2 separate regions of the Homo sapiens genome follow, and region 1 is linked to region 2. A link is a loop called in an ENCODE intact Hi-C map of the cell type or tissue named here. Cell type or tissue: dorsolateral prefrontal cortex. All regions are shown on one strand. Links, peaks and the distances in the headings refer to the core of each region. The heading gives the core; the rest is flanking DNA. Region 1 has its middle 59 kb from the start of TOP1. Region 2 has its middle 44 kb from the start of LINC01734.

Region 1 (15,565 bases), core at 3,954-11,953, 1.7 Mb before region 2:
ATTAGTTTATGCAAGCACTATGAAATTGCTATCAGCTTAAAATGATGGGTGATAAGATAGTATTTGCAAGCCTCATGGTAACCTCAAATCAAAAGCATACAATGCATACACAAAAAATAAAAAGCAAGAAATTAAATCATATCACCAGAGAAAATCACCTTCACTAAAATGAAGACAGAAAAAAAAGGAAAGAAGGAAGAGAAGACCACAGAACAAAAATGACAAAATAGCAGGAGTAAGCCATTACTTATCAATAACATTAAATATAAATGGACTAAATTCTCTAATCAAAAGACACAGAGTGGCTGAATGAATTAAAAAAATAAGACCCAATGATCTGTTGCCTACAAGAAACATACTTCACACACAGACTGAAAATAAAGGGATGGAAAATAATATTCCATGCCTCTTAAACCAAAAAAAGAGCAGGAGTCACTATACTTATATCACACAAAATAGACTTCAGGACAAAAACTATAAGAAGAGACAAATAAGGTCACTATATAATGATAAATGAGTTAATGCAGTAAGAGGATATAACAATTGTAAATATACATGCACCCAACATTGGAGCACTCAGATATATAAACCAAATACTATTAGACCTAAAGAGAGAGATAGACTCCAATACAATAACAGCTGGAGACTTCCACATCCCACTTTTAGCACTGGACAGATCTTCCAGACAGAAAAATCAACAAAGAAACATTGAACTTAATCTGTACAGTAGACCAAATGGACTTAATAGATATTTACAGAACATTTCATCCAGTAGCTGCAGAATATGCATTCTTTTCCTCAGCACATGGATCATTCTCAATGATATACCATATGTTAGATCACAAAACAAATCTTAAAACATTAAAAAAATTTGAAAAATATATCAAGTATCTTTTTGACCACAATGGAATAAAACTAGAAATCAATAACAAGAGGAATTTTGGAAACTATACAAACACATGGAAATTAACAATATTCTCGTGAATAACCAGTGGGTCAATGATGAAATTAAAGAGGAAATCAGAAAATTTCTTGAAACAAATGATAATGGAAACATAACATACCAAAATCTATGGGATACAGTGAAAGCAGTACCAAGAGGGAAATTTATAGTTACAAGCACCTACATCAAAAAAGAAGAAAAATTTCAAATAAACAATTTAATGATACATCTTAAAGAACTGGAAAAGCAAAAGCAAACCAAACCCAAAATTAGTAGAAGAAAGGAAATATTAACAATCAGAACAGAAATAAATGAAATTGAAACAAACAAAAAACAATACAAAAGATCAACAAAACAAAGTTTTTTTGAAAGATAAACAAAATTGACAAACCTTTAGACAGACAATTGAAGAATAAAAGAGAGAAGACAAAGAAATAAAATCAGAGATGAGAAAGGAAATACTACAACTGATACTGCAGAAATTCAAAGGATAATTAATGGCTAGTATGAGCAAATATATGCTAATAAGTTAGAAAATCTAGAAGAAATGGATAAATTTCTAGATACATACAACCTACCAAGATTGAATCATGAGGATCCAAAACCTGGCCAGGCACGGTGGCTCATGCCTGTAATCCCAGCATTTTGGGAGGCCAAGGTGGGCGGATCATGAGGTCAGGAGATTGAGACCATCCTGGCTAACACGGTGAAACCCCATCTCTACTAAAAATGCAAAAAATTTGCTGGGTGTGGTGGCGGGCACCTGTAGTCCCAGCTACTCAGGAGGCTGAGGAAGGAGAATGGCGTGAACCTGGGAGGGGGAGCTTGCAGTGAGCTGAGATCATGCCACTGTACTCCAGCCTGGGTGACAGAGCGAGACTCTGTCTCAAAACAAAAACAAAAACAAAAAACAAAAAACAAAACCTGAATGGACAAGTAATGAGTAATGAAATAGAAGCTGTAGTAAAAAGTCTCCCAGCACAGAAAATCCTGGGACCAGATGGCTTCACTGCTAAATTCTACAAAACATTTAAAGAAGAACTAATACCAATCCTACTCAAACTCTTCCAAAAAATAGAGGAGGGAGGAATACTTCCAAACTTATTCTATGTGGCCAGAATTACCCTGATAGCAAAACCAGACAAAGACACATCAAAACAAACAAACAAACAACAACAACAAAAAACAAAAACTACAGGCCAATATCCCTGATGAATTTTAATGCAAAAATCCTCAACAAAATACTAGCAACCAAAATTGAACAACACATTAAAAAGATCATTCCTTATGACTAAGTAGGATTTATCCCAGTGATGCAAAGATGGTTGAACATATGCAAATAAATCAATGTGGTACATCATGTCACAGAATGAAGGACAAAAATCATAAGATCATTTCAATTGATGCTGAAAAAGCATTTGATAAAATTCAACAGCCCTTCATGATAAAAACCCTCAAAAAACCTGGGTATAGAAGGACATACCTCAACATAATAAAACCCATATACAACAGACCCATAGCTAGTACCATACTGAATGGGGAAAAACTGAAAGCTTTTCCTCTAGGATCTGAAGCACTACAAGGATGGCCACTTTCATCACTGTTATTCAACATAGTACTGGAAATCCTATCTAGAACAATCAGACAGGAGAAAGAAATAAAGGGCATCGAAATTGGAAAGAAAGAATTCAGATTATCTTTGTTTTCAGATTATATAATCTTTATATTTGAAAAAATCCAATGACTCCACCAAAAAATTATTAGAACTGATAAACAAATTCAATAAGGCTGCAGGATACAAAAACAACATACCAAAGTCAGTACCATTTCTATTTGCCAACAGCGAACAACCTGAAAAAGAATTCAAGAAATTAATCCCATTTACAATTGCCACGAATAAAATAAAATACCTGGGAATTAACTTAACCAAAGAGGTGAAAGATCTCTACAATTAAAATGATAAAACAGTGGTGAAAGAAACTGAAGAGGACACAAGGAAATGGAAAGATATTTCATATTCATGGATTAGAAGAATCAATATTGTTAAAATGTCCTTACTACCCAAAGGAATCTACAGATTCAATGCAATCCCTATCAAAACACCAATGACATTCTTCACAGAAATAGAATAAACAATCCTAAAATTTATATGGAACCACAAAAGACCCAGAATAGCCAAAGCGATCCTGAGCGAAAAGAACAAAACTGGAAGAATCACATTACCTGCCTTCAAATTATATTACATAGCTATAGGAACCAAAACAGCATAGTACTGGCATAAAAACAGACACATGCACTAGTAGAGCAGAATAGAGAACTCCCGAATGAATCCATATATCTAGGGTGAACTCATTTTTGGCAAAGGTACCAATAACATACATTGGGGAAAGGACATTCTCTTCAATAAATGGTGCTGGGAAAAGTGGATATCCACATGCAGGAGAATGATACTAGACTCCTATCTTTCACCACATAGAAAAATCAAATCCAAATTGATTAAAGACTTAAATGTAAGACCTCAAACTATGAAACCACAAAAAGAAAACACTGAGGAAACCCTCCAGGACATTGGAGAGGTAAAGGATTTCTTGAGTAATAATAACCCACAAGCACAGGCAACTAAAGCAAAAATGGACAAATGGGATCACACCAAGTTAAAAAAAACTTCTACACAGCAAAGGAAACAATCAACAAGTGAAGAGAAACCCACAGAATCACAGAATCATAGAATCCCATAGAATCATAGACAACCCATAGAATCATAGAATCACAGAATGAAGGACAAAAATCATAAGATCATTTCAATTGATGCTGAAAAACCATTTGATAAAATTCAACAGCCTTCATGATAAAAAAAACCCTCAAAAAACCTCCCATAGAATGGGAGAAAATATTGGCAAACTACCCATCTGACAAGGGACTAATAACAGAATATATAAGGAGCTCAAATAACTCTATAGGAAAAAACCTAATAATTCTATTAAAAATGGGCAAAATATCTGAATAGACATTTCCCAAATGAAGACATATAAATAGCACACAGGTATATGAAAAGGTGCTCAAAGTCATTGATCATTAGAGAAATGCCAATCAAAACTACAATGAGTTATCATGTCACCCCAGTTAAAATGGCTTTTATCCCAAAGACAGGGAATAACAAATGCTGGTGAGGATGTGGAGAAAAGGGAACTCTTGTACACTGCTGGTGGGAATGTTAATTAGTACAACCACTATGGAGAACAAGTTGGAGGTTCCTCAAAAAACTAAAAATAGAGCTACCGTACAATCCAGCAATCCCACTGCTGGGTATATACCCAAAACAAAGGAAATCAGTATATCAAAGAGATATTTGCACTCTCATGTTTACTGCAGCACTATTCACAATAGTCAAGATTTGGAAGCAATCCATCAACAGATGAGTGGATAAAGAAAATGTGGTGCATATACACAATGGAATACTATTCAGTCATAAAAAGAATGGTATCCTGTCATTTGCAACAACATGGTTGGAACTGGAAGTCATTATGTTAAGTGAAATAAGCTAGGCACAGAAAGACAAACTTCGGGCTAGGTGCGGTGGCTCATGCCTGTAATCCCAGCACTTTGGAAGGCCGAGGCTTCCAAAGTGGATCATTTGGATCATTTGAGGTTAAGAGTTCAAGACCAGCCTGGGCAACATGGTGAAACCCCATCTCTACTAAAAATAAAAAAAAACTAGTTGGGTTCAGGAGCGCGTGCCTGTAATCCCAGCTACTCTGGAGGCTGAGGCAGGAGAACCGCTGAAGCCTGGGAGGCGGAGGTTGCAGTGAGCCAAGATTATGCCATTGTACTCCAGCCTGGCAACACAGTGAGAGACTCTGCTGCAAAAAAAAAAAAAAAAAAAAAAAAAAAAAAGACTGCATGTTTTTGCTTATTTGTAGGAGCTAAACATTAAGATGATTGAATTCATGGAGACACAGAGTAGAAGGATGGTTAATGGGTACAAAAAATTAGGAAGAATGAATAAGACCTACTATTTGCTAGCACAACAGGGTGACTATCATAAAAAATAGTTGTACATTTAAAAATAACTAAAAGAGTAATTGGATTGTTTGTAACACAAAGGATAAACGCTTGAGGTGATGGATACTCCATTTACCCTGATCTGACGATTACACATTGTGTGCCTCTATCAAAATATCTCTGTAAGCCACAAATATTAATATATACACTTATGGCCCGGTGCAGTGGCTCACGCCTGTAATCCCAGCACTTTGAGAGGCCAAGGCAGGAGCATTACGTGAGCCCAGGAGTTCGAGACCAGCCTGCAATATAGTGAGACCTTGTCTCTACACAAAAAAACCTTAAAAAATAAGCTGGGCATGGTGGTGTGCACCTGTGGTCCCAGCTTGGGAGCTTTGGCAGGAGGATCCCTTAAGCCCAGGAGGCAGAGGTTGCAGCGAGCTGAGATTGCGCCACTGCACAACCGCCTGGGCAACAGAGTGAAACTCTGTCTCAAAACAAAAACAAAAACAAAAACAAAAACAAAAACAAAACAAAACAAAACCAAACCACTATGTACCCACAAAAATTAAAAATAAAAAAAGTGGTCTTGTAGCTACATTGTCAGGGTGTATAGCCATTACCTGCTATATTTTCTCCTTTACAATTCTCATTTAGTCTTAGTTGCATAAGTAACTATATGTTTAACGTTCATTACCAGTTTTTTAAATTTCATTTTTTGTCTTCCTAGTCATTTTGCTTGTCTGAAGCTTTTGATCTAAGACGTTTACAGGAAGAGCCCATGAGAACAATATCCTCTATTTCATGCTAATAACAATTTGCCTCTGCCCATTATACTTTCAAGTCAGTTTTGCTGGACATAAAATTATTAACATATTCTTTGTTTTTGAACATCTTAAACATGTAACATCTTTCTTTTGGTATAAAGCATTGCTCTTGAGAAGTCTGATAATAATTGATTTTTCCTTATAAGTCAATTATTTACATAGATGCTGAAGGATTCTCCCCTCACCACCCCACTTTTCTCAAAGTCTGTAATTTTATTTGAATATGTCTGATTATTCTGAGTTGATATTTTCAGGTATGCAGTATGTGCTTTCAATATGTAACTTCAATTTTTAAAAATTTCAGTAAGTTCTCTTGATTTTGTTTTTATTACTTGTCCTCTTGCTTTGGTTTTCTTCTTCAAGAACTCTTATTATTGATACGTTGGAACTTCTTTGCCTAATTTCAATATTTGCCACTTTCTCTAGACGATTTTAGAAAATAGCGTTCATTTCCTACTGATTTAAAATATTTCTTCCTTTTCACCTTTTTCTTTTAAGGCATTATCTTAAAGTTGCATCAGTTTGCTCTTATGTTCCTTCTAGTCTTCATTCCTGAAATTTTTTTTCTTAAGTTTTTAATTCTTTTCTGATTTGTGTCACCTTATTTATATGAGTTTCTAATTCTCAGTTATGTTGTTCTTTCACATTGTGCATAATTGAAATTTTAGGTCATTTTAAAATAGAAGGTTACAGTTTTGATCTCTTCCGAGATATGTCCTGCTGGCATGCCTTTTCTGTTTGTGGGAATGTCATTTTGCTCCCTATTCTCCTTTTGCTTAAATTAACTTTGCATGGGATTTGGCCTCAAGACTTTTCCATTGTTAGTTTTTATGTGGAATTAGTGTTCCCAAACTTGAAGAAAGAGATGATCAGAATGGCGTTTCCAACTTCAAGAGTACCCTCTCCTGTGGTTTTCATGTGCAAAAATGTGATGGCTTGCTTCCTGAGGTTCCTTGACTTAATTTCCTCCCTCTGCTTCTATCTGAATTTTCTCCTTTTTTTTTTTTTTTTAAGTCAGAGACTCGTTCTGTCACCCAGGTTGGAATGCAATGGCAAAATCTCAGCCCACTGCAACCTCTGCCTCCCTGGTTCAAGCGATTCTCTTGCCTTAGCCTCCCAAGTATCTGGGATTACAGGCACCTGTCACCACACCTGGCTAATTTTTGTTTTTTTTAATACAGACAGGGTTTCACCACATTGGCCACGCTGGTCTTGAACTCCTGACCTCAAGTGATCTGCCTGCCTCGGCCTCTCAAAGTGTTGAGATTACAGGCATGAGCCACCACGCCTGGCCTTCTCCTTCCTTCCTTTTGATTGTCCAGATCCTGCTCCATTTTGATTCCATGCTCAGTGCTATGTGATCCTGTCCTGGAAGGGAAGCCAAGTGGGTCAGTGTTGAGGGTTCTCAAGGCTCTACCGCTGCAGTCCCTTAGTCCTTGCTGACTCTCACCTGCTCCCGGACTGGGCGAGACCCTCCCAGCTTCTGCTGCTGTCTCCAGTTGTCCCTCCTTGCTTCCTCGTGAATACCTGCTGGCTCTTTTGGGATTCTCCTGTTCTTAAGTCCATCAGAGGGCTCCTTGTTTCCCTCTGTTGGCTGCTGGATGGGGCACCAAGGGCCAGAATCTAAACCAAGGAAGCCTCCCTGGGGGAACGTAGGGGGACCTGATGACATGTAGGTGGCTATGGGAGGGCTGTGCTTCCCCGCTTGTGTTTTGGTGTTCATGGGGATACCTTATCATCTAATTTTAAGCGAACATTGTCTGTAGGTTTTGCTTTTGCTAATCTGACCTGCTTATTTTTATTTTTTATTTTTGAGACAGAGTCTCACTCTGTTGCCCAGGCTGGAGTGCAGTGGTGCGATCTCAGCTCACTGCAACCTCCACCTCCCGGGTTCAAGGGATTCTCCTGCCTCAGCCCCCCAAGTAGCTGGGATTACAGGCGTGCATCACCATTCCCAGTTAATTTTTGTATTTTTAGTAGAGATGGAGTTTCGCCATGTTGGCGAGGCTGGTCTCAAACTCCTAACCTCAGGTGATCTGCCTGCCTCGGCCTCCCAAAGTGCTGGGATCACAGGTGTGAGCCATTGCGCCTGACCTGACCTGCTTATTTTTATGTAGAAATTTGGAGGGGTTCAAAAACTGCGCTGGCATTGCTACCAACCATCTTCCCAGCCAGTTCAGTATTTTTGATGCCAGGTGCCATACTGGGCCACAAGGAAGAGGAGATGTAATGATAAATGTGTGTAAAAGCGTGTAAAGTGTCCGGTCATCCTAAGTGTCCTGTAACCCAGCTGATCCTGCCTTCCGCTGCCCTGCAGCTAAAAGCAGGCTGCCTGAGCCAGCAGTGGCAACCCACTCAGGTCCCCTTCCACACTGTGGAAGCTTTGTTTTTTCACTCTTTGCAATAAATCTTGCTGCTGCTCACTCTTTGGGTCCACACTGCCTTTATGAGCTGTAACACTCACCGCAAAGGTCTGCAGCTTCACTCCTGAAGCCAGTGAGACCACGAACCCACCGAGAGGAACGAACAACTCCAGACGTGCCGCCTTAAGAGCTGTAACACTCACCGCGAAGGTCTGCAGCTTCTTTCCTGAGCCAGCGAGACCACGAACCCACCAGAAGGAAGAAACTCCAAACACATCCGAACATCAGAAGGAACAAACTCCGGACACGCCGCCTTTAAGAACTGTAACACTCACCGCAAGGGTCCGCGGCTTCATTCTTGAAGTCAGTGAGACCAAGAACCCACCAATTCGGGACACACAGCCACGCCTGACCCTCTTCCTCAACTGCTGCCGGCTTGACCTCTGGTCTTTGTTCCTGGCTCAGGGGATGGGGCATGCAGTAGGGCACGTCCCCACACTTGCTGTCCTGAGGCTGGGGGACCCCCTGGCCTTTATGCCCTTGTCTTGCCTGCTGGAATGTTTCTGAAGATTTCCTTGTAGAGTGGGTTTTGAAGAAGAGAAAAGAAAGACCTTTGCTCGGCGGCCCGTAAAAGAGATGGTCCGGAGAGCAAGGCCCTGCTGTGAGCATGCCCCGCCATCTGCTGGCCATTTGCTTAATTGCAGCGAGGAGGGCCGTGGGGGCTCCATGCCTTCATACTCAACCAATGACTTGGGTTAATTCCTTTTTCCCTCTAGCTGAAAACGTTGTATTTATTAAATACACCGTTAAAGTAATGATAATAAAGGCAAGCAAATAAAAAGTTTTCCCACACGGCCTCACCCTCCAGACAAGCGCATCTTTTTTTTTTTCTTTCTCTTTAATCATAAATAAAAGTGTGGGCTGGCACAGTGGCTCACACCTGTGATCCCAGCACTTTGAGAGGCTAAGGCAGGAGGAGTGCTTGAGCCCAGGAATTCAAGACCAGTGTTGGCAACAAAGTGAGACCCTGTCTCTACAAAAAAATAAAAAAAAATTAGCCAGGTGTGGTGGTGTGTTCCTGTAGTCTCAGCTACTCAGGAGGCTGAGGTGAGAGGATTACTTGAGCCACAGAGGTTGAGGCCGCAGTGAGCTGTGATTGTACCACTGCACTCTAGCCTGGGGGTCAGAGTGCGACCCTGTCTCAAAAAATGAAATAAAATAAAATAAAATAAAATGTGTATTTACTGTATGGAGACTGGGCCCCTGTGTCCTTCCCTTCTGGCTCTGGAAAAGGGGAGAAAGAGCTCAGATTCTGTAGCCCCAAAATGTTGGCTTTAAATCTCACTTCAGTCACAAGCTGGGCGAGGTGGGCTGGTTAATTCACCTCTCCGTTTATGAATCTCTGTGAATCTCTGTGTGTTAGGCAGGATAACATCTCTCCCCGCTCACCACCACCAAAAAAAAAAAAAAAAAAAAAAAAAAAAAGATGTGTGTATCCTAATGTCTGGAATGTATGATTATCCCGGATTATGCAGGTAGGCCTAACCTAATCACAGGCATCCTTAAATACAGAGAACCTCTTCTGGCTTCAGTAAGAGAGATGTGACATTGCTGGCTTCGACGCTAGAGGAAGTGACTATGAGCCAAGAAACATGGGTGGTCTCTGGAAGCTGGAGAAAGGAAGGAGATAGATTTTCCTGAGAGCTCCCAGAAGGAACACAGCCCTGCTGACACCTTGATTTTAGCCCATAGGGCCTGGGTTGGACATCTGACCTCCAGTCAGAAAATAAACTTGTGTTGTTTTAGCCACTGTGTGTGTTAATTCGTTGTTGCAGAGATAGGAAATGAGTACACTGCATTATGTGGGCAATAATAGTACCTATTTCTCTCTCTCTCTCTCTTTTTTTTTTTTTCCTGAGACAGAGTCTCGCTCTTGTTGCCCAGGCTAGAGTGAAATGGCACGATCTTGGCTCACTGCAACCTCCACCTCCCGGGTTCAAGCGATTCTCCAGCCTCAGCCTCCAGAGTAGCTGGGATTACAGGCTTCCACCACCATGGCTGGCTAATTTTTGTATTTTTAGTAGAGACGGGGTTTCACCATGTTGGCCAGGCTGGTCTCGAACTCCTGACCTCAGGTGATCCACCCACTCAGCCTCCCAAAGTTCTGGGATTACAGGTGTGAGCCACTGCACCCAGCCTAATAGTACCTATTTCACGGGGTGGTGGGGAGAATGAAACTGGAAAACTGTGGGGGGTGCTTTGTAAATTGTAAAACATTTTATAAATGTCTTAAGGTCTCCTTTAGGAGGATGTCCCTTTATTATTTTACTTATTCCAGTTATTTTCTGAGCATCTACTGTGTGCCAGGCATTGCACTAGTTGCAAGGGGTTACAGGAGTGAACATAGTCCCTTCTTTCATGGGGCTTACAGGTCACGCGGGTAGCAGGACATTAAAAGGCCATGCAAGCATATGCATCACGGAATTATAATTGTGATGTGCGCAATGAAGGGATTGTCACAGGGAGCTGTGAGAGTGTGGAGCCAGGAACCTGCCAGACCTCAGGTTTCAGGCCCCAGGCTTTGGGCAGGGTCTCCAACCTCTCCAGGTCTCATTTTCCCACCTAGGCTGGTCCGCCCTGATCATGGATAGGGTGCCAAACCAGAACTCAGGCCACAAACAGCCTCCTAGGGGCCATCAGATGGGTCTATGCTCATCCAGAAATCTGGGGCCTTACAGGGAGACTCCTGTGCTGGTACATTGGGTGTTGGGGTGTGGAGTCCTTGTTTGAGTTCAGTGAGGTCAGAGCTGCTTGGAATGATGGGCACGGGAGAAGGCAGGGCTTGGCACATGGCCCCAGACTGCGAGCCCTCAGGCCTTCATCTTTTTCTTTAACAATTTCAGAATACGGCTTACCAGGCTGGGCTGGGCTCAGGCCTGTGGCTGCAGGGAGTGAATCTGAGTCGGGGTTCAAGGCCTTGTGGCCACAGATGAGGGGACAGCAGCAGGGACACTTTATTGGGCTCTAGAATCCTCTCTCTAGTGGCAACCTGAGCTGCCCTGTGTTGTCTCCTGGGTTTTCCAGAGCTGCCTGGTAGCCCTGCCCTAGGCCTCCTGTGAAATGAACAGGATCCTTTGGAAACAGACTTCCAGGGGGCACAAGACAGTCCCTGTGCCCCAACAGACCACAGAATCTTATCCTGCTAGTGGTGCTTTTTGATGGGGACTGGAGGCTCACAATGAATTGCAGAGTTGAGACAAGCAGAGGACCCTCAAGGCCAAGCCTGGGTGCAGATCAGAGTCCCAGGGGACCCCATGCCAGTGAGAGACCAGAGACAGAGCAGGAGCTCTGCTGTTACCTGGTGGCAGATTTCGGAACTGCTGTTGGATCAGATGCCTCCTCTCTTGGGGTCTCGACTTTCAGTTCCACCCTGTTTAGCTCAGCTCATCTCAGCTCCTGACAAAGTGGACAATAGAGAGGGCCCAGAGAATAAATTTGGTAGAGATGGTGGCAAGTTTGGGCCATAGAGTCCCTTTTGCCTTTCACTATCCTAGCACTGGCCAGGTTCACCATAGTTCTGAGAATCAAGGGCAATTCCAGAAAAAGGGCTGTTATTGGGAACTGGGCAGCCACCCTGCCCTAACCCTCATCCTCCTCCAAAGAGACCACCATGGGCTTCACAGGCCTCAAGGTCAGTGCTGACGATGTCTCCTCTAGACCTGACACCCTGGAAACCTTCAGTTTACTCGGGCACCTGCAGCCCAGGTCAGGGGCCATAACACATGATGGGCATCGATGGGAAATATAGTGCTGGCTAGCTCAGATTTTCACAGGAGACTCCTCACAGGCTGGGAAACATGGGAACTGGTCCACCCTTGGATATCGACTTAAATCATTCTGGCTATTATTAAAAAGTAAAAAAACAACAGATGCTGGCGAGATTGCAGAGAAAAAGGAATGCTTTTACACTGTTAGTGGGAATGTAAATTAGTTCAACCATTGTGGAAGACAGCGTGGCAATTCCTCAAAGACCTAGAGGCAGAAATACCATTTGGCCCAGCCATCCCATTACTGGGTATATACCCAAAGGAATAGAAATCATTCTATTATAAAGAGACCATGCACACGTATGTTCATTGCAGCACTCTTCACAACAGCAAAGACATGAGGTACATATACACCAAGGAATACTATGCAGCCATAAAAAGGAACGAGATCACGTCCTTTGCAGGGACATGGATGAAGCTGGAGGCCATTATCCTCAGCAAACTAACACAGGAACAGAAAGCCAAACACCGCATGTTCTCACTTATACATGGAAGCTGAATGATGAGAACACATGGACACCTTGGGGGGAAACAACACACACTAGGGCCTATGCGATGGGGTGGGGGGAGGGAGAGCATCAGGAGGAATAGCTAATGGATACTGGGCTTAATCCTAGGTGATGGGATGATCTGTGCAACAAACCACCATGGCACTCGTTTACCTACGTAACAGGCCTGCACATCCTGCATATGTACCCCGAACTTAAAATAAAAGTTGAAAAAAAAAAAAAGAAATGTAGGCCATTCCTCCCAGTCCTCACCTATCTGTAAGAAGGTATGTGTCTGCAAGTTATATGGTGTAACTATGGAGGTGCCACTAACCCTCAGATGAGCCAGCCTGAAGGCCATGGAGTGGTCAGCTGAAATCCTGAAATTAGGAATGCAAAATGTTTATGAGACAGGTGATTTTTTTAAGAAATGAAATTTAGAACCCTTTACATGTATCTCTTAAGAAGTAGTGTCTTAGAAAAATTATAAAAGAAAACCGAAGAAAGAATAAGGCCTATAGAAAAGTGGGAAGCATTTTGGCAAATGTGTTTTAGATCCTTAACTTGGCTTCAGCTGGGGTAAATGAACTAGTGAATGAATTTGTTTTTGTATAAACTTATTAGTAATAGAAAATTATTTTTGGCCAGGTGCACTGGCTCGTGCCTGTAATCCTAGCACTTTGGGAGGTTGAGGTGGGCAGATCACTTGAGGTCAGGAGTTTGAGACCAGCCTGGCCAATAGGGTGAAATCCCATCTCTACCAAAAATACAAAAATTAGCTGGGCATGGTGGCGTGTGCCTGTAATCCCAGCTACTCAGGAGGCTGAGGCAGGAGATTCGCCAGAACCCGGGAGGTGGAGGTTGCAGTGAGCCGAGATCACGCCCCTGTATTCCAGCCTGGGTGACAGAGTGAGACTCCATCTCAAAAAAAAAAAAAAAATTTTTTTTTCTTCTCTTCTCCAGCAAAATGATGTTGACAAGTATTAAAGGGAACATGGGCACTTACCACAGGGGAACTCATATGCATGCACTTTGAGAGACTATGGACTTGGAGGATGTGGCTGTAGCAGTTTGTAGGAGTTAAAATTTGGAAACAACTCAAGTGTCATCAGCAGGGGCACAGATAAATACATCGTGGTGCATAAGGCAGATGTCAGTTGTGTGACAGCCTCCTTAGTTAAAACAAATGATCTCTGTGTATTGCCATGCAAAGAACCAAAAAACTATGTAGACTTAGAAAGCAAGTTGCAATAGCATATATACAGTCTATTATTTATACATGCAAGTTGCAATAGCGTATATACAGTCTATTTATTTATTGTAACAAAAGAGGAAAACACCATGGGGAACACACAGTGCTTTCATTTGTCAAAGAATGAATAAGTGCGTCTTTTCCTGGGTAAGTCCTGGTCACCTTTCAGCTCTCAGCTCAGTATGTTACTGCTTCAGCGCAGTAGGTGCCTGGTCAGTGGGTCTCAGAACCCAAATCTTTCCTTTACGTCTCCCGTTATAGTCGCATATTTGTGTGATTATTTGGTTAATGTCCTTCTTCCCCACAGGATTCATTTGAGCAGGGACCCTGACCACCCTCTTCACCACGGTATTGCTAGAACTTAGCCCAGTGCCTGACACACGGTACCTAGTCAGTGAATTTCTGATTTCTGTCTGTTCCCCTGACTAGGTGTAAGCTCCATGAAACGAAGGGGTGGGACAGGGGAGGGGTGCTGGTTTTCTTTCTCATGGAATCCCCCAAGGCTTAGCAATTAGGAGGGCAGGCTGTGGAGTCAGAATTCGAGAGCTCAAATCCTGACTCTGCCACTGCTAGCTGTGTGACCTTGGTCAAATAAACGTTGCATCTCCGAGCTCAATGTCTTTATTTGTAAAAAGGGTAAGGATGCCTTCCTTAGAGTGTTGTTAGAATTAAATGGTATAGCGCGTGAAAACAACGCACCAAAGTGCTTGGTATTGGGGCCTCATTTATTTGTTGAATGTCCAAGTACCCCTGTTGTGAGAAGCACCTGGGCTGGGGCCTGTCCCACTCGGAGAGGATGCTGCTTGTGTTCCACCCTCTGGGGCCCCTTAGGTCATTTCTTATATTTCCACCAGGTGGCGCTGTGGCCATTCGCGCCGGTAATGCTCAGCCGGCACAAAGCTTCAAAGTGGCTTCCAGTCTCCTTCCCAGCCAGAAGCCTGTCTGCAGGTCCCCAGGTGGCCGTCCCACTCTGCTTTAACCTCTCAGAGATGGGGTGCTCACTGTTACCAGGCTGGAGACGCTTTCGGGGCTGGTCTGAGCGTCTCTGTCCTCTGGGTTGGGGCAACTGGACCCTGCGGGACTGGGGAAGCCCAGATGGAAAGTCATGGGCTGACCAGGGTTGGAAGGGATTTAGGTGAGGCCAGCGAGGTGCTCAGGAGGCGCTCACTCTCAGTGTGCAAGGGTGGGGCTGACCTCACTGGAGGCCTCATGAGGACACCTTGTGGTTGGGCTGCCGCCAGTCCACGGCTTTAGACCTGCCTGTCCTCCACTAATCCACAATAGTGTAGGGCACCCACCATGTCCCAGGCTCCATATGAACTCACTTGTTTCTCTTAAGAACCCTAGCTAGTAAGAACTATTATTATCTGCATTTTTCAGATAAGAAAATTGACGTAGGGACAAATTAAGAAACTTGCAGGTAAAAAGTGGCAAAGCTGAGGTTTGAGCCCTGGCAGTTTGGCTCTGAGTGTCACCTCTTAGCCATTCTCTTCCACGGCTGTGCTGACCTGTCCATCCTTCCTTCCCTCCCTCTACCAGTCTCCCCATCCAGCACACACTTGCTGAGCTGTCACTCTGTGGGGCCCAGGTGGGAGCAAAGCTGGGCACTACCCTGGCCCTTGTGCGGTTTTCAGCCCATCAGGTGGAGACCTGGCTCTGCCATGACTTTATCCTGTGACCTTGGACAGGTCATTTAACATCGCTGTGCCTCAGCGTCTTCATTGTGAAATGGGAATGAGAATCCTGGCCTCGTTAAGTTTTGGGGAGGATGGAGTGACTCCAACCTTTGGAGCTGCAGCCTGGCACCCAGGGGCGCATGGGAAGTAGTGGCCATGATTGTGATTGGCATCAGCATGGAGAGGC
Region 2 (15,565 bases), core at 3,578-11,577:
CCCCACATTTCAGTAGCCTAAAAGCAAGACTGATTTTATAATTATCACATAACTGTCCAGGGCAGAGGTTCCAAGTGGCTGAGATTCTGTCCTACGAGGTCCTTCAGGACCCCAGGCTGATAGTGACAATGTCATCTTCAACGAATGGCCTCCAAGCCTACTTTTTGCCATCTCAATCAGCCAAAAAGGGAAAAAACACAGAGGGGAATATATGAGAGGGGGTATATGGGAGATGGCACAAAGCATTTCTGCTCATATTCTATGGTAAATAAATAAGTCACACAATCACATCTAACTTCAAGGGAAAATAAAAAATAAAGTGTAGCTGAGTAACCATGTACCCAGCACATCTATTAAAATGAAGGAAAGAGACAATAGATTTTAATGGTCAGTAGCTGTCTCCTGTCCAGGTAAGAGCAAAGGAATGAATAGCTATGAATTGACATCTGATTACAGCTTTGGCCACTGAGGCCGTATGTGTTAATATGTTCTAATTTTCTACATAATATTTATTGCATTTTAAAATATCTAAGTAGGTTCTGCTTAAGAAATTAATTTTAAAAAGAAAATACATACTAAAATAGCTAGATACAAAAAAGTAGTGGATACCAAAAGAGAAGTACGAATGAGACATAAAATTATGAAAAGTAAAAGTAAACTTACTTGTACTTGAATAAATCAGGGAAATCATATTTATTAAGGGCTGTGTGTTTACTCTCCTATGGGCTCACTTAATGGCAGAGTCAGAATTTTACCCAGGTCTGACTGGCCTTATAGTCTAAGCTCTATACTCATAGGAACCTCCCAAATGAAAGGATTCAGGGAGAAGTTGGCATAATGCTCTAGAATATTGTTAAGTAGCAGAGGGACATGGTCCTTGCTGGGCAATAAAAAGATAAGTTTGGCAGGCAGCATGTTTTGGATGAATGGCATAGAAGCTGCCAATGGGAGGAAGCCCTCAGTGGGGCAAGTGTGTGAGCCAGGGAGGGGTTCAGTCCACAGGAGAGGAAAGGACACGGTGGGGAAATTCTGGAACTTACCGATCAGATTTTTAGAAGAAAATAGGGACAAGAAAGAAACACATTAATTTTCGAGTCTGGGTGAAACTTTTTAGCAGAAAGAGTGAGGCAGGAAGCTACTGCTAGTGAGAAGGAAGATATTGGGTTTAGTTGGAGGCAGGTCAGATTTTAGATACTCGCCGGGACTACATTTGAAAATGTCTCTAGGCAACTGATTATGCTGGAGGGTAGCTCCATAGAGCTCTCAGTTCCAAAGGGTCCTTCTTAGAAGCAAGAATTGGAATTTGGGAGCTATGTGCAGAGACGAAAGGGACAGCTTAGGTGAACAAGACAGATGGGAGAGATCAAAGAACATAGAAGAGCACCCTTGGGACATGTCAATAAAAGAGAAGAGAAGATGGAGACAGAGAGTGGGGAAGAGGCAGAAGAGTGGCATCTCACAGCAAGAGAGGTCATAGGACCCAGGGAAGATGGTACCCAGGTTCACCTGATTTTGGGAGCCAGAAAATAGTTACGACATCAAAGAAGAAAATTTCTGGAGAAGGGCAAGGATGTGAGATATGGACCAAATGTTAGAGATCACTGAGAAACATGAAAGTAAATACAAGACACTCAGAATTGTCTGACTTAGAAAGTACACATTTCTAACTTCACTACACCTAGCTAGAGCCCCATCCACGAACTGCCTAAGAACTTCCTTCTCCTGGAAGTTCTACTTCTTCATCTTTTAGTATCCGTCTTCTTTACATTTCTCAACTCTATTGCCAGTCTACAAAAGAGAACTTGAGCTGGGGCTTTATCCAACTTTGGGCCAGAAAAGATGAGAGTTGATGCACTGTTGGTATGGAGACAACAGAAATAAGTGTGAACCTCCAAGGGTGTTGGATGGAGGCACTTAGTCCAGCTGCCCTTCAGGCTTCCTCCAGGGAGAGTGATGAGTTTTAGTGACCTCCCATGCTGTGTGGGTATACGGGGTGTATATGGGGTGAGGGGTAGGAGATAGGGAACGAGAACCCAGACCATTGTCTGGGGCTGTAGGATAGCTAGTCCCTCCAGAGTGACCTGCCACAATTGTGGTACCTGGGACATAGACAGGGCCAACAAAGCAGGTCTAGGGGCCCCTGGAGCTGGACTTGGGTGGGCTCCCTCTCCCTCTACTTTGTCCAAAACTTGTGGTAGCAAATGTTGGAGTGGAGAACTGGTTCAGAGACAGGGAGAGACTTAACTTTGCTATAAAAAGTTCCCAGTCTGGGGGACAAAAGGGGAACAGAGGAGGAGACTCAAGTACCCCCTACCTACAAGAAGTCACCTTCTGGGAGAGAGAAGAATGTAGAAGAGGACAGGGTCCCATTAAAGCCCCAGGAACAATTAAGGCAGTGTTCCATGAAACCAACAGAAGACAAAACCTAGGACACCTGCCAAGGAGAAGGGAGGAGCCACTGGCCACCAAGAACAGGTGTGTAAGGGAGACAGCAAGTGCTCTCAGTGGAGAGCGGTGCTCCTGCAGGCCAAAATCTAGAGGTGGTGAAGTCCAAGGTAGCCTATGTTGGGAGGATGGGAATGAGGCCAGCTGGCCTTGGGAGAGTGGTCTGAGAGGGTCCCCAGGGAGAGAGGGAGGAAAGGAGAAGGAAGTAAAAGGCTAACTGTGTGGCACTGACTGGGGCAGGCTGAGGGCAACAGCCTTCTCTTCCTCCTCAGCCATACTCGGTGGTTGGTTTGACTTTTGCATCAAAATCCAGCTGATTTGTCTGTGGCAGGAGGACAGTGCTCTAGAGGAACCCGCACATTTAGGGGCTGTCAATCATTTGCTTTATTTTCTCCTGTGGTGGCTCAGGGTGGGACATCTCCTCCAGCCCATGGCATGCTGTCTTCATGACTTGACTCTGATTATCCTCTTTCTCCCCAGGCTTTGGCCTTCACCACCTGTTTTATGTAAGTGACTGCTGAGGCCTGAGGCCTGGCAAGGGTCCACACAGTAGGGGGACTCACCATGGTTGCTAGCTCAGCATTCCAGGAGCCACCCCCCACCGTCAGAGGACAGGTATGGTCGGCTCTTCCCCTGTCAAATGCACCCAGGCCTATCATACACTTTGCCTGGGCCTTGCATATGTGGGTGAAGGGTAAATGAGATGAAAACCCAGCCTACGCACCCCTCACCGGCAGCGCTGCATCCTCGCAGAAGAAAAGGCACCTTTGTCTAATCGGTCGAAGGTGCCAGGCGGACTCACTGCAGCCCTGGCTCCTCCCCTTCCCAAGCCCGAGCAGGAAGAAAGAATTTGTCAGGGCACCCCACTCCCCAGAGGTTCCCCAGCTGGGTCCTCCTCTCTTCCCTCTGTGCTCCCACAGGCTTAGCTGGTCCTTGTCAGAGGACAGCTGCGTTTTGGTCTCTTGGAGCAATGCTTCTCCCACCTTAGCGTGCCTCAGAGTGATATGGGGAACTTGCGAAAACACACATTCCTGGGGCCCAACCCCAGAATGTCTGATTCAATGGGCCTTAGGGTAGGCCCATTTGCTTTTTTTAACATGTTCCCAGATGATACCGATGGTGCTGGTCCAGGGATCCCAGGTAGAGAACGCTATCTTAGTTACACTCCCTGGCACAGCGAGAGGTTGAATCCTCCTCAGGCGCAGCCTCAGGGCTCTGCGCAGACTCAGTGTTCAATCAACACATATCGATTTTACCAAATGGAAGCAGTGAAGGGTGGATTGTTGATTGACTCTGGGATCCCATGAACAACTGGCTCCTTTACGTCCAGGCCTATTAAGTTAATAGGAAACTCAAGGGCGCAGGCAGCGTAGATGTGGAGGGGAGGCAAGGCTTGACATCTACAGCACTGAACTCCAGAGAATCTCCTTTCAAACTGCCAGAAATCATAAACATGATAATAGCAGCAACCACTTATTAATCCCCTGCCCTGTGCCAGGCCCTGTGCTGAGCTCTTCTTTGTGCAACCAACACAACAGGGCTACCAAGTCGGGACTGTGTGAATCCCTATTTTACACATAAAGACTCCAACAGACAAGCAGATCTCAACCCAATGCCTCATGAAGCACCAGGCATCAGGCCATATTCATTTGTCTTCAGAGCCTGCAAGCTTCATCATCACACTGAGCACACTGAGCCCTCTCCAGAGAGACAGAGAAACTTGGAGGTCGGAAGTAGCTACGCTTTAGAGAATGGCAGTATCTGCCTAGGAAGAGAATTGAGTCAGTGGAATAAACAGTCTGATTCCTAAACTGTGGTGTAGCACTGACCAGGTGCATGAACTTGGGCCTCCTTCAGCACCTTTGCCCTCTGAACTGTGAAATGGGAATAATAATTCCTAACTGTTGGGATGTTGTTGGATTAAATGAGAACATAAACCGAAATGCCTGATACAGTACCTGACCCTTAGGAGTGGTCCAATAAGGACCCCCTTAAAGCAGGCTCCTTTCTCTTCCTGTAAATATTTTGGAGTGACAACTCAGAGCCAAATTTAGCAATTTTTCCTGACAACCTTGGGGCTGGGGAGGAGGAGAGGATGGAGAGGCAGATACGGCAACCTACCATGCTGCAGGGCAAACAAGTTGCTGCAGTCCAAACAAGTCCTAGATCAGCAGAAGCAGGCAAGAACCTGGCTTTATAAGAACTCACAGGCCCCACAATCACATGCCAAATCCACTCAGAGGACCCAGTGTCAGGAACCGTGTCAGTGGAAAGGGGTGGGGTGGCTGTCCCTGAAATCCCTATTCAGGGAGTGGCCATGTCTCCTTTGCACACCCAAGGACAGAAGCTGTACCTAGAAGAGGCCACACTAAGCTCAGCAACTCAATTTGCTAAGGACCTCACCCTCCAGAATCCTGTAGCCTGGGTCTCCTTAGACCACCCAGAGGAAAAGGACTTGGGAGGCCCCATGTAGCCTAACAGGCAAGCCAACACAGTAGAGGCTGGTGGGAGACGCTGCTAGGTCTAGAATCACAGTCTAGCACTCACTAGCAATAACCTTCACTTCTGTGAAGGAACAGCAAAAATGGTACCTAACTTCAAGATTGCTGTAGGATGCACATTGAGCCTTTAGCAGAAGTGCTTATCACAGAGCAAGCTCTTATAAAATTAGCTCCTATTATCCTTGTTATCCTTGTTGTTATTGTTGTGTCCACACCTGTGAGGACATAGATAAGATTAAAAAATAACTGAGTCTTAGTTTTCTCACTTATACAATGAATATGTTAATAGAACATATCCCCATAACATTGTCACAACATTTAAATAATGTATGTCAAGCACCTAGCACACAGTAAGCACTCAATAAATGTTAAACATGATTTCTAGCTGGAGGCACAGATGACACCACAGTTAGGATGATCAGCTGTTCTGATTTGCCAGGGACTTTCCAGTTTTAGCCCTGAAAAGTTCCATGTCCTGGAAACCCCTCAGTCCCAGGCAAACCAGAACAGTTGGTCACCCTGCAACAGCCCAGCTGGCTGGGGCCTTCCCTGCTCCCCCAGGCAGTGCAGGGAACATTTCTGGCCCACATCAACTTGCCCCTGGAAGCTAAGCCAGGCACTGGGCTGCCCTCAGGGTATACGTGGCCCCAGGATTCCAGAGCCAGTGTTCTCAGGACGAAGTGTTCCAGCAAGGCTCAGAGAAGCTCAGAGACAGAATCCACGCCCACATCCAGGATCCTGGAATGAGAGCTCCTCGACAGGACGCAGACAGGCAGAGCCCAGGGAAAATGGAAATTGTCTCTGAGGGTCCTGCTGGACTCAGAGAAGGGAGAGAACCGTGTTCCCCCACGATGAATAATGCAGGGAGAGGAAGCAAGGGGCAGAGTAGTTGCCATTGGGCCCCCAGTTCCTCACCAGCCAGGCTGCTGCTGAGCAGGAAGCCTCCCGGCTGAGCCTGGGAAGCAGTTATCACTGGTGGGTGATTAAGTTACTAATCCTTCAGAGAGAAGACATTTAGAGGCCCATATTAAAGCAGTGCGAAGCAAAATCACATTCCGTTTCAATTTAGTTTAGCAATTCCCATGATTTAGTTAAATGAAAAGCAATTGTTCCAATTAATAGTATTGAATGTTATTCATCAAAAGTGTCAAAACAGCTCTGTGGCTGCATTAGTAACCCATTCTCTTGTCAGAGATATGGATAATTCCCCAGGACAGAATGGGGAAATGGTAGGGTTCGGGGGTTTTGGTGAAAGGTCAAAGTCAGAGGGAGTATTTACATGCACATGTGTAGGCTCATGTACATGCAACCTGTGTGCATGGATAGGTGCATATGTGAGCACATGTATCTTATATGCATACAGATCCAAACTGTACCCAAGTGTATATATTTGTATGAAGTTAAAGTGCATATGCCAATGTGCCTGAGTAGCTGTGCACAGGTGTGTGTGTGTGTGTGTGCACCTGTGTGTTCCTGGTGCACATATACAAGTATGTATATGTGCACATGTATGTATATGTGCAAATATGTGTAAGTGCCTTGTGTGCCTATACGTACATGTGTGCATATGTGAATTTATGTCCATGCACATGCACGTATTTAGATAGTTATACATTCGGGTATGGTGGTATGTGTACACAAATTATCCTGAAGACATGTTGCTATCCAAGGGGATGCAATGTGAGCATACACAGGTATGCATATTTTGGGGTGCCTTCATACATATTGTAAATATATCTGTATGTATCAGGGCAAGAGGTGTAGGGAGTTTGCTGCCTCGATGGATTAAGAGCTGAGCCATCAATTTCCATCCTTATGTCATAGTGAGTGATTTGGCTTGTCACTGGGACATTGCCATTCAAATTTAGCTCTTATGATCCAGAAACTTTTTCTGTCATGTGAACTGCTGCATTCTCAGGACCCAAAAGAGAGCCTGGCACAGAGGAAGTTTCAATGACATATACTGATAGAATAGATTAATGGATGGATGGAAAATAGATGGATTGATAAATGGATGAATGGGGAAGGATGGGCAGATGGATGGAAAAGGATGGAGGGATACATGGCAGGGTAGATAAATGAGTAGCTGGGTAGGTGGGTGGCTGGGTGGGTGAGTTGATGGAAGGATGGATGGATGAGGGGCTAGATGGATGGAGGGGATGGATGGATGGGAGAATGGCTGAATAGAATAAATGGTTTGCCATAGGTCACTGGGTCTATCAGGCCTCCCAGTAGTGGGTGCATCCCAGTCTTTTTCCCTCAGGGTAAATCCTAAGCTTCTCTGGCTTTCAGACAGCTCAGCTGAACCTCAGACAGCTTCATCCGGGGCAGGCAGCAGGCTCAGAGGGCTCACAAGCTGCCAGAATCAACCAAGGCAAAATACTGCAGAGTCAAGAGCAGGAAGGGCAGGGACTGCTTTGGAGTAGCTGACAAATCTCAGCTTTGCTAGGCTAACAGGAAGCTGGCCTGGCCAGGCAGGCCCAGGAGGATACAAACCAAAAAGGCCCCTTCAGGGGCTTGTATACCCCAAGCCAGGGTTCCTGCATCTGGCTTTTGTGCTGGGGCTGCAGCTGCCAGCTCCTGACCCTATCCCCAGGCCTGTCCTTCTCTGTCACTGTTCTTCCTGCTCCTTGCATCTTCCACAGCAGGGGGAAGCCACGTGCCCATCCCCATCCAGACGCAGATGCGGCTCATCACAGTTCCATCACCCCAGACTAGGATGATACAGGGAATCTACGGATAGCTTCCCATCACTGCTGTCCTTGCTTCCCAGACTCCCCTGGGTGTTGGTTCTCTCTGGAGCTGACCAGACCCTGGAGGGGGCCCCAAGACCCCAAGCGGGTCAGTTTTTGTGGCTGTCAGTCCTCCCACCATCCTTTTGAGCATTGACAGGGTTTTGCCTGGCCCACCTGCTGTCGGGGCCTGCCCCCTAGTGGCTGACTCTGCCCCATACACTGCCCTACCCCAGGGCACCAGCTCTGAGCCTGGTGGCCCCCTCAGCCAGCCTCAGCCAAGAAAGGAGCGCTGAGTCTTTGCAAAAGCTCCACCATGGCCCCATTTCTCCCTTTTCAGCCATGGACACGGTGGGGCCAGATCTCTCCACACGCACACAGTACTGGCTTCCCTGAGTCTGCATTGCCCCCAGTCTGTCTGCAAGTGTCCATCCATCCGGATGGTGATTAAGCACGAACAGGAAGAGTTAGGATGTGATCCCTGAACCCAGGAGGCTCATAAAGACAATAGCTGGGACAATAGCAAGAGGCACTGGGCGTCCTGTCTATTTTGGGGAGGCCCCAAGCATGGCTGGCCAAAACCAAGGGCATCCTGAGGCTCATTAATCTGTGTGGGAGTTATGAAGACAGGATAGAGGGTCCAGGAGGCCTTCCGCCAGTCGTTTCCTCCCAGCCCACCGGCTCTGCTCCATACTCCACACGCGGAGCCCCTGGCCCCAGCCTCCAGAGACCCAGCCTTGCCAGCTCTCTGCGGTAGACCCAGCTCCCTTCCTCTCCTTTCAAAGACTTGTACTGAGAGATTAGAGGCCCTGGCCTTTCTGGGATCCACTCTTTGTTTTCTCCCTGAGGGAGGCAAAGGAAGAAGTAAAACACTATCAGCCTCATCCAGGCTGAGGCAATGGAGAAACTGCCTTGAAATATCCTTCTGGTGCTCTGTTCCCACGGCCTGGCCTCCTTGGAGCCCAGGAGTAGCAAAAGGTTAATTGCTAGGGTGTTGGGCCCAAGCAGTCGGCTGGAGGAGCCAGAAAGCCAACTGTTAAATATGCAGTTGTTACATATGCCTCTCTCCTTTCCCTTCTCCCTCTATCCTTCTCTCCCAATCACTAAACGGTTGCTAGCTTGAAATCAGACATGATGTAAGCAAATGCCTCTCTCTCTTCCCTTCTCCCTCTATCCTTCTCTCCCAATTGCTAAACAGTTGCTAGCTTGAAATCAGACATAGTGTAAGTATTTACACCACAGAAACTGGCAAACACTGTAAAACAAACCAGTACCATCAAGGCAGTCGTGAAGCCCCACTTTCCTGGTCCCAGGATGAAAGTCAGACACCCAATTGACTTGGTTGGAAACCATCACTTGTGACAGTTTTAGGGCCACAGAGGCTGGAGTACACACCAGCATATTGTTCCCAGCACCCTAACCTTATTCCACCTGCCCTTGCAGTCTCTGACCCTGGATGGTACTAGGACATGAGATCAGTCTGAAGAGTCAGGAGACCTGGATTCTACCGCAGATGCTGCCCCTGTCACTTTACCTCACTGATTCTTTATTTTTCAACAGGAAAATGGAGCAGTAATAACCCACTGTAGGACTCAAACTTCATTGGGTTGTTGTGAGAATTGAATAGACTATTGCACGTGAAGCACTTAGCACATTGAGAGTATTGTGGGACCTGGTTGATAGTAACTATTCGATAAAAGTCAGCTGTTGTCACCATTATTGTTATTAACATTACTTTCCTCATGAGTGTTTTAAGGCTAAAATAAAATAATAGCTATAAAAACATCTGCATGATTTTTTGTCTTTAAAATGTTTCCAGTAATGTAAACCAAAAGTGGCCTGGATGTCTCCTTCAACTTTTCCTATGCCCAGGTTCATCTAAGCACAATGCTTGGCCAATGAATGGCAGGTGACCAACCATACAGCTTAGACATTTTAGGAACTATGACATTTCTAACACGATAAAGGAGTCCTGGTCCTTTGCTTGTTCACCTAGGGTATATATCTTATTGTAAATTGTTGCGAACCTAATTTTTGGAGCTGAGGTGTGGTATCTACTCAAATCCTCAGAGAAACGATGGCTTTACCAGCACCTTCTCTGGAGTCATGTCAAAAGCGAACCACAAGGTCAGAAAAGCTGAGTCATGTTTTCCCCAGGAAAGACCACCTCTGACCCTTGGGTGAATGGAGCATCTCATCATTGCTCTTCAACCATGCAGAAACACCTCATGCAAGTTCAGAGGCACCAAAGACTATCACCAGCTCTGTCCTTGTCTCATATCTGCTCCAGCAGACCCTGTGTTTGGGGGACCCAGCAGGGTAGAGGGTGGTGAGCTAAGGAGAAGAGATTAAATAATGCAAGAGATTCTCCTGGGTTCAAACCCATGTTTGTGCAGCCGTGAGCAAATGCTTTCATTTCGTTGAGCCTCAGTTTTCTTATCTGTAATATAAGGATAATTATTCTGACCTCAAAATGCTATAGAGTAAGTCCATGTGGCAATGTAGATGAGAAATCCTGGTACACAATTACTACTCAGAAGCTGCTTGTTTTCAGTCTACCTTATCACTATGCAGAGTTTTTTGTGTAAGGGCCCAAAAATAATGGTACTAGCTACAGTTATTTACTGCTTATTGCCCCAGCAGAGGCCTGGTCCCAAGGCGGCAAAAGTTCACCTCTCAGCTACTCATTTAGGCCTATTGCTGTGGTACACATAGGACCTTTATTTTAGGGATCATTCATAAATCCAGCTTTCCAGCAGGGTAACAGATAGGTAACATTAGCTAACAGTAGCTGATCCACACAAGAACAAGATGCTTTGAACAAGAAGACGAAGACTCCAAAACCTCAAATCTTTGGACAAGACCAAAATCATAAAAAGCTTTACATCATCAGTACTTGAGGAGAAAGAGACCAATTGAAGCCCCAATTCCTCCCAGATTTATGTATCTGTTTGAACATGTGTGCATGTAGGCCTGTGACCTGTGTGTATACACATGTATGTGCATGGGCACAGTTATAAATGCAAGTTTGCACCTGTGGCTTCTTATGAAAGTACATGTTCTGTGTACTTCCTGGGCATGTGTATATACAAGGGAACAGGTACATGTACATGTGTGTACACATGCATGTGCATTTTTATGTGTAGACCTGAGTGTTTGTGTATCTGTGCTGGTGCATGCAAGTGTGGGGTTACATTTACAAATGAGTGAAATGGTAGCTGCGTGTTCCTATGTGTGCCTCTCTGGCTGCAGACAATGTACAGATGGCTGCAGGCGAATGAATGTGTCAGTGTGTACATATGCACGTGGGTGCATTTTTAAGAACAGATAGTACAAATAAACAGCATAAACAAGATGGTTGGGAGGAGGTGGGGTTTTAAATACTTAGGAAGACAAACAACCCCATAAGGACTTTGGAAGCACTCATTATGTACAAATAATGTATATGCTAATTACAAATTACTCTTTTCTGCTCATTAAAGCAGAACTGCTGCACTTTATTAGTTCAGTTCTGGTTACTCTACACACTTGAAAGTAATAAAAATGACTCTGGGGTCAGGAAGACACATGCATAGGGCAAAGGGAGCCACTCAGGCAATGTGAATGGTCACTCAGGCCAGGGGCCAGGGCATTGAGGACTCCTCCCTGTCCCTCCCACTGCCATGTTCAGTCGGTCACCAAATTCAGTCAAACCTACCTCCTTTCCTTCATCTCCAGTAACACTGAGCTGATTCAGGCCCCATACCTCTTCCCTGACACCTCCTGGACAGCTGCACACACTGCCTCCCACTAGTCTCCCTAGCTTAAGTCTCCCCGCTTCCAGTTTATCCCCCAAGATGCTACTGGCAAATCCACTCACTTAAAATCGCCCTCTGCTTTCCCATCACCACTGGATAAAGCTCCAACCCCATAGCTTGTCCAACCATGACCCGGCTCCTAAACACCTCTGTGGCCTCATCTCCCTGCACTTCACAACCGACAACATTCAGTGACTCCCAGACAGTTTCCTGAGTCCCTCCTTCCTGTGGTTGAGACTTCTGGGTCTGGGCACACATTTTTCCCCAATCCCTAAAGTCCTCTCTTTACTATTCCTGCTCCACTGGCTGGATTGCAAGGTGGGCTCCTATTTCATATGGCAAAACTCTGCTCTGGGAAACCATCCCCTAGTGTGTCTACCATATCACTAATTCCTCCACTTGCCTTACTCTGTCCTTTGCATCCAAGCATTTTGTTTCCTTATTGCCTATCTTCCTCCCCCACTAGACTGCAAGCAGGGGTCTTGCTTTATTGACTGCTAATTGCATGCCCAGCACCTACAACAGTTGCTAGCATACAACAGACATTCAACAAATATGTGCTGAATGAAAAATTAATTAAAATCTGTATTATACTGCTCTTCATATCATCACTGTAACTGTTATAATCTGCTTCACCCCTTGCAATTAGGGTTTTAAAATTATTACTAAACACTGGCTTGAGCTCCCCTGCACCTCTTCACCCTAGGACCTCGGCTCTTGGATAACTCCCAGTTCTTCTGTTAGTCATCCCTGCGCTTTCCACAGGCCTGAGCAGCTAGAACTCAGGTGCGCCACCTAGAGGCTGCAAGGTAAAACAACTCAGAAACAGAAGGCACCAGAAGCAGGCTTTTCTGTGGGATGCAGGGAGCAGTCACTGGGGTTATTTCCATCTGAGGATGAGTCAGAAGAGGTTCCCAGTCTCAGCTCAGGTGATATGTGCAGCACTAGTTTTTGTCACACATTCTAAGTCCTGATCACAAGTGCAGGCTCCTCCCACCTCAACCCTTCCTACTGTGTTCTCCCTTTGTGTGCCCCTCCTGCTCAGCAGACTTCTGCCCTACCCATTTAATTCAATCAAAGTAGTCCTCATAACCTGGAAAGTCAAAAATTTTGTTCCTTCTCTGATGCTCTATTTCTCGTATGAAACACAATTAAACACAAATTAAAACAATGATGTACCACTTCTCACTCTTCATATTTAAGTATTTGTGAGTTGCGGTGAAAATGTAAGAAAATGAAAATTCTGATAACTCTTGATGGAAGTATAAATTGATGAAAACCGTTGTAAAAAAAATGGCAAAATCTGGTAAAGATACACTGTGAGCTGAACATTTATGTTCCCCCAAAGTCATATGTTGAAATCCTCATCCCCCAAGGTGATGGTAAGAGAATGTGGAGACTTTGGAAAGTGATTAGGTCATGGAGGTGGAACCTCAGAAATGGGATTAGTGCTCTTATAAAAGAAACCCAAGACAGACCCCTTACCACTTCCACCATGTGCAGTTGGAGTGGAAAGAAGACTGTCTATGAGAAAGTGGACCCTCACCACACCCTAAATCTGCCAGTTCCTTGATCTTGGACTTCCTAGATGCCAGAACTGTAAGAAACTTCTGCTGTTTATAAGCCACCTTTTTGTAGTATTTTGTTATAGCAGCCTGAACAGACTAAGACAGATGCTTATAGCATAATGCTCAACTATTCTCATTTTAGATCTGATACGGTTTAGATCGTGACCCACCAAGTCTCATGTGGAATTGTAGTCCCCAGTATTGGAGGTGGGCCCTGGTGGGAGACAGTTTCTCATGAATGGTTTATCACCATCCCCTTGGTGCTGTTCTCCTGATAGTGAGTTACCATGAGATCTGGTTGTTTAAAAGTGTGTAGCACCTTCCCCCTCTCTCTCTTGCTCGTGCTCCCACCATGTGAGACACCTTGCTTCCCCTCTGCCTTCTGCCATGATTGTAAGTTTCTTGAGGACTTTCCAGAAGCTGAGCAGCTGCCAGCACCATGCTTCCCGTACAGCCTGCAGAATCATGAGCCAATTAAACCTCTTTTCTTTATAAATTACCCAGTCTCAGGTATTTCTTTACAGCAATGTGAGAACAGACTATACAAGATCTAACCCTGAAAAGGAGAGAAACACATAAATATTTAAGGATCCTTGAATAAGTATGTTTATTGCAGCACTTTTTTCACAACATGGAACAACTTTGTTTAAATTCTCCATGTGTATCTTTGAGTCTCAGATTACTTTCTGAGTCATCTAAGACATTTCTTTGCCAAGGCATAGCATGCTTGCTTGTTTCTTAACCTTCTTTTTAATTGACACACAGTAACTGTGTATATTAATGGGATACAGAGTGATATTTGGATACACTATACAATATGTGGTGATTAGCAAATTCATCACCTCCAACACTTGTCATTTCTTTGTGTTGAGAACATTAAAAGCCCTCTCTTCTAGCTATTTAAAAATATACAATAAATTATTGTTAACTATAGTCACCCTACAGAGCTATGGAACAATAGAACTTATTCCTCCTATCTAGCTATATTTTTGCATCCATTAACCAACTTCCTTTTTCTTCCCTCCCCACTACCCTTCCCAACCTCCAGTAACTACAATTCTACTCTTTGCTTCTATGAGTCCAACATTTTTAGCTCCTACATATGAGTGAGAACATGTGGTATTTATCTTTCTGTGTCTGACTTATTTCATTCATCTACATTTCCAGGAATGGCAGAATTTCATTCTTTTTTTATGGCTGAATAGTATTCCATTGTGGATATGTACCACCTTTTCTTTGTTCACTCATCTGTTGATGGACACTTAGGTTGGCTCCATATCTTGGCTATTGTGAATAATGCTGCAATAAACATGGGAGTGCAGATTTCTCTTCAAGCGTTTATTATAACAGAGAAAGGCTGGATGCAACCAGGGATAGGGAAACTGATAAGGAAAGTATAGATTATAACTACAGTTTAGCATAGCAGCTCAAATGAATGAATCAGAGCTCTACGTATCAACATCGATAAATCTCAAAGGTATAATATTAATTTTTTTCAGAATTATACATGCAGTATAACTTATATGAATTTTAAATATTTAAATCATGCAAATTGTAGATATATATTTACATATGAATTTTTAAAACATAGAAAAGATATACACCAGCTTGTCAGTAGTTATCTTTGGGATAGAAAGATGTGTAAGAAAAGAATGGGGCTCTTTAACTGTATTTGTAACATTTTATTTTTCAATTAGTTAATCCAAATATGGCAAAATACTAATGTTTGTTAAATCTAAGTGGTAGATGAATGAGTGTCTGTTTTACCATTATCTGTAATTTTCTGTATACTTTAAATAGTTCATAACTAATGTATAGAGGACCACAAGACTGGAATCAAGAGACCAATTAGAAACTGGTAGCAAGAATTCAAGAAGGAGATGATGGAAATTGAGACCCAGGGGGCATCAGGAGGAGTGCGAAAGTGGACGGGGTTGAGAGTAGGGGAGATTTAGTAGATAGAATTCATATAACTTGGTGATTGTTTAGATAGAGTGGGTAAAAGAGACAGAAAAGTTGGGCAGGGTGCGGTGGTTCATGCCTGTAATCCTAGCGCTTTGGGAGGCCGAGGCAGGTGGATCACAAGGTGAGGAGTTCAAGACCAGCCTGGCCAACATGGTGAAACCCCATCTCTACTAAAGACACACAAAAAAAAAAATAGCCAGGTGTGATGGCGTGCGCCTGTAATCCCAGCTACTCAGGTGGCTGAGGCAGGACAGTTGCTTGAACCCGGGAGGCAGAGGTTGTAATGAGCCAAGATCGCACCATGCACTCCAGCCTGGGTGACAAGGTGAGACTCCGTCTCAAAAAAATAGACAGAAAAGTTAAAAATGCTATGCAAATTTCAGCCAGAGCAATTGGATGAATGCTTGGTGGTCATTGACTGAGACAGAAAAGGGAAGAGGAAGAGCCGACATCAGGCCAAATATTGATTAAATTAGGGAAATATTTGTTTTGAGATTTTAAGCAAACAAATGGACCTCTGGTTTAGTTATCAGAACAAAAACTTGAGGTTCTTAGAA

Evidence for each region. Hi-C counts contacts between places; a loop is a spot of excess contacts. Peaks named below come from ENCODE experiments on the same cell type or tissue, not always from the same donor. Only the 100,000 strongest peaks of a DNase experiment are listed, where the experiment ranks them.
Region 1: it touches region 2 in a loop (6-fold over the local background); 56 of 110 quality-filtered maps call a loop at or near these places.

The regions. Positions count from the first base shown.
Region 1 is chr20:40,962,159-40,977,723 of GRCh38, reverse strand. No RefSeq gene overlaps it. Among named protein-coding and RNA genes, the nearest start is that of TOP1, 59 kb to the left of the region's middle. In dorsolateral prefrontal cortex, for the core only: CTCF peaks have their summits at 8,601 and 8,805 (motif pointing left); a DNase peak (open chromatin) is centred at 8,803; H3K4me3 peaks cover 885 bases.
Region 2 is chr20:39,261,442-39,277,006 of GRCh38, reverse strand. No RefSeq gene overlaps it. Among named protein-coding and RNA genes, the nearest start is that of LINC01734, 44 kb to the right of the region's middle. RefSeq lists an enhancer at 7,127-7,627. In dorsolateral prefrontal cortex, for the core only: CTCF peaks have their summits at 7,676 and 7,885 (motif pointing left); a DNase peak (open chromatin) is centred at 7,876; H3K27ac peaks cover 328 bases.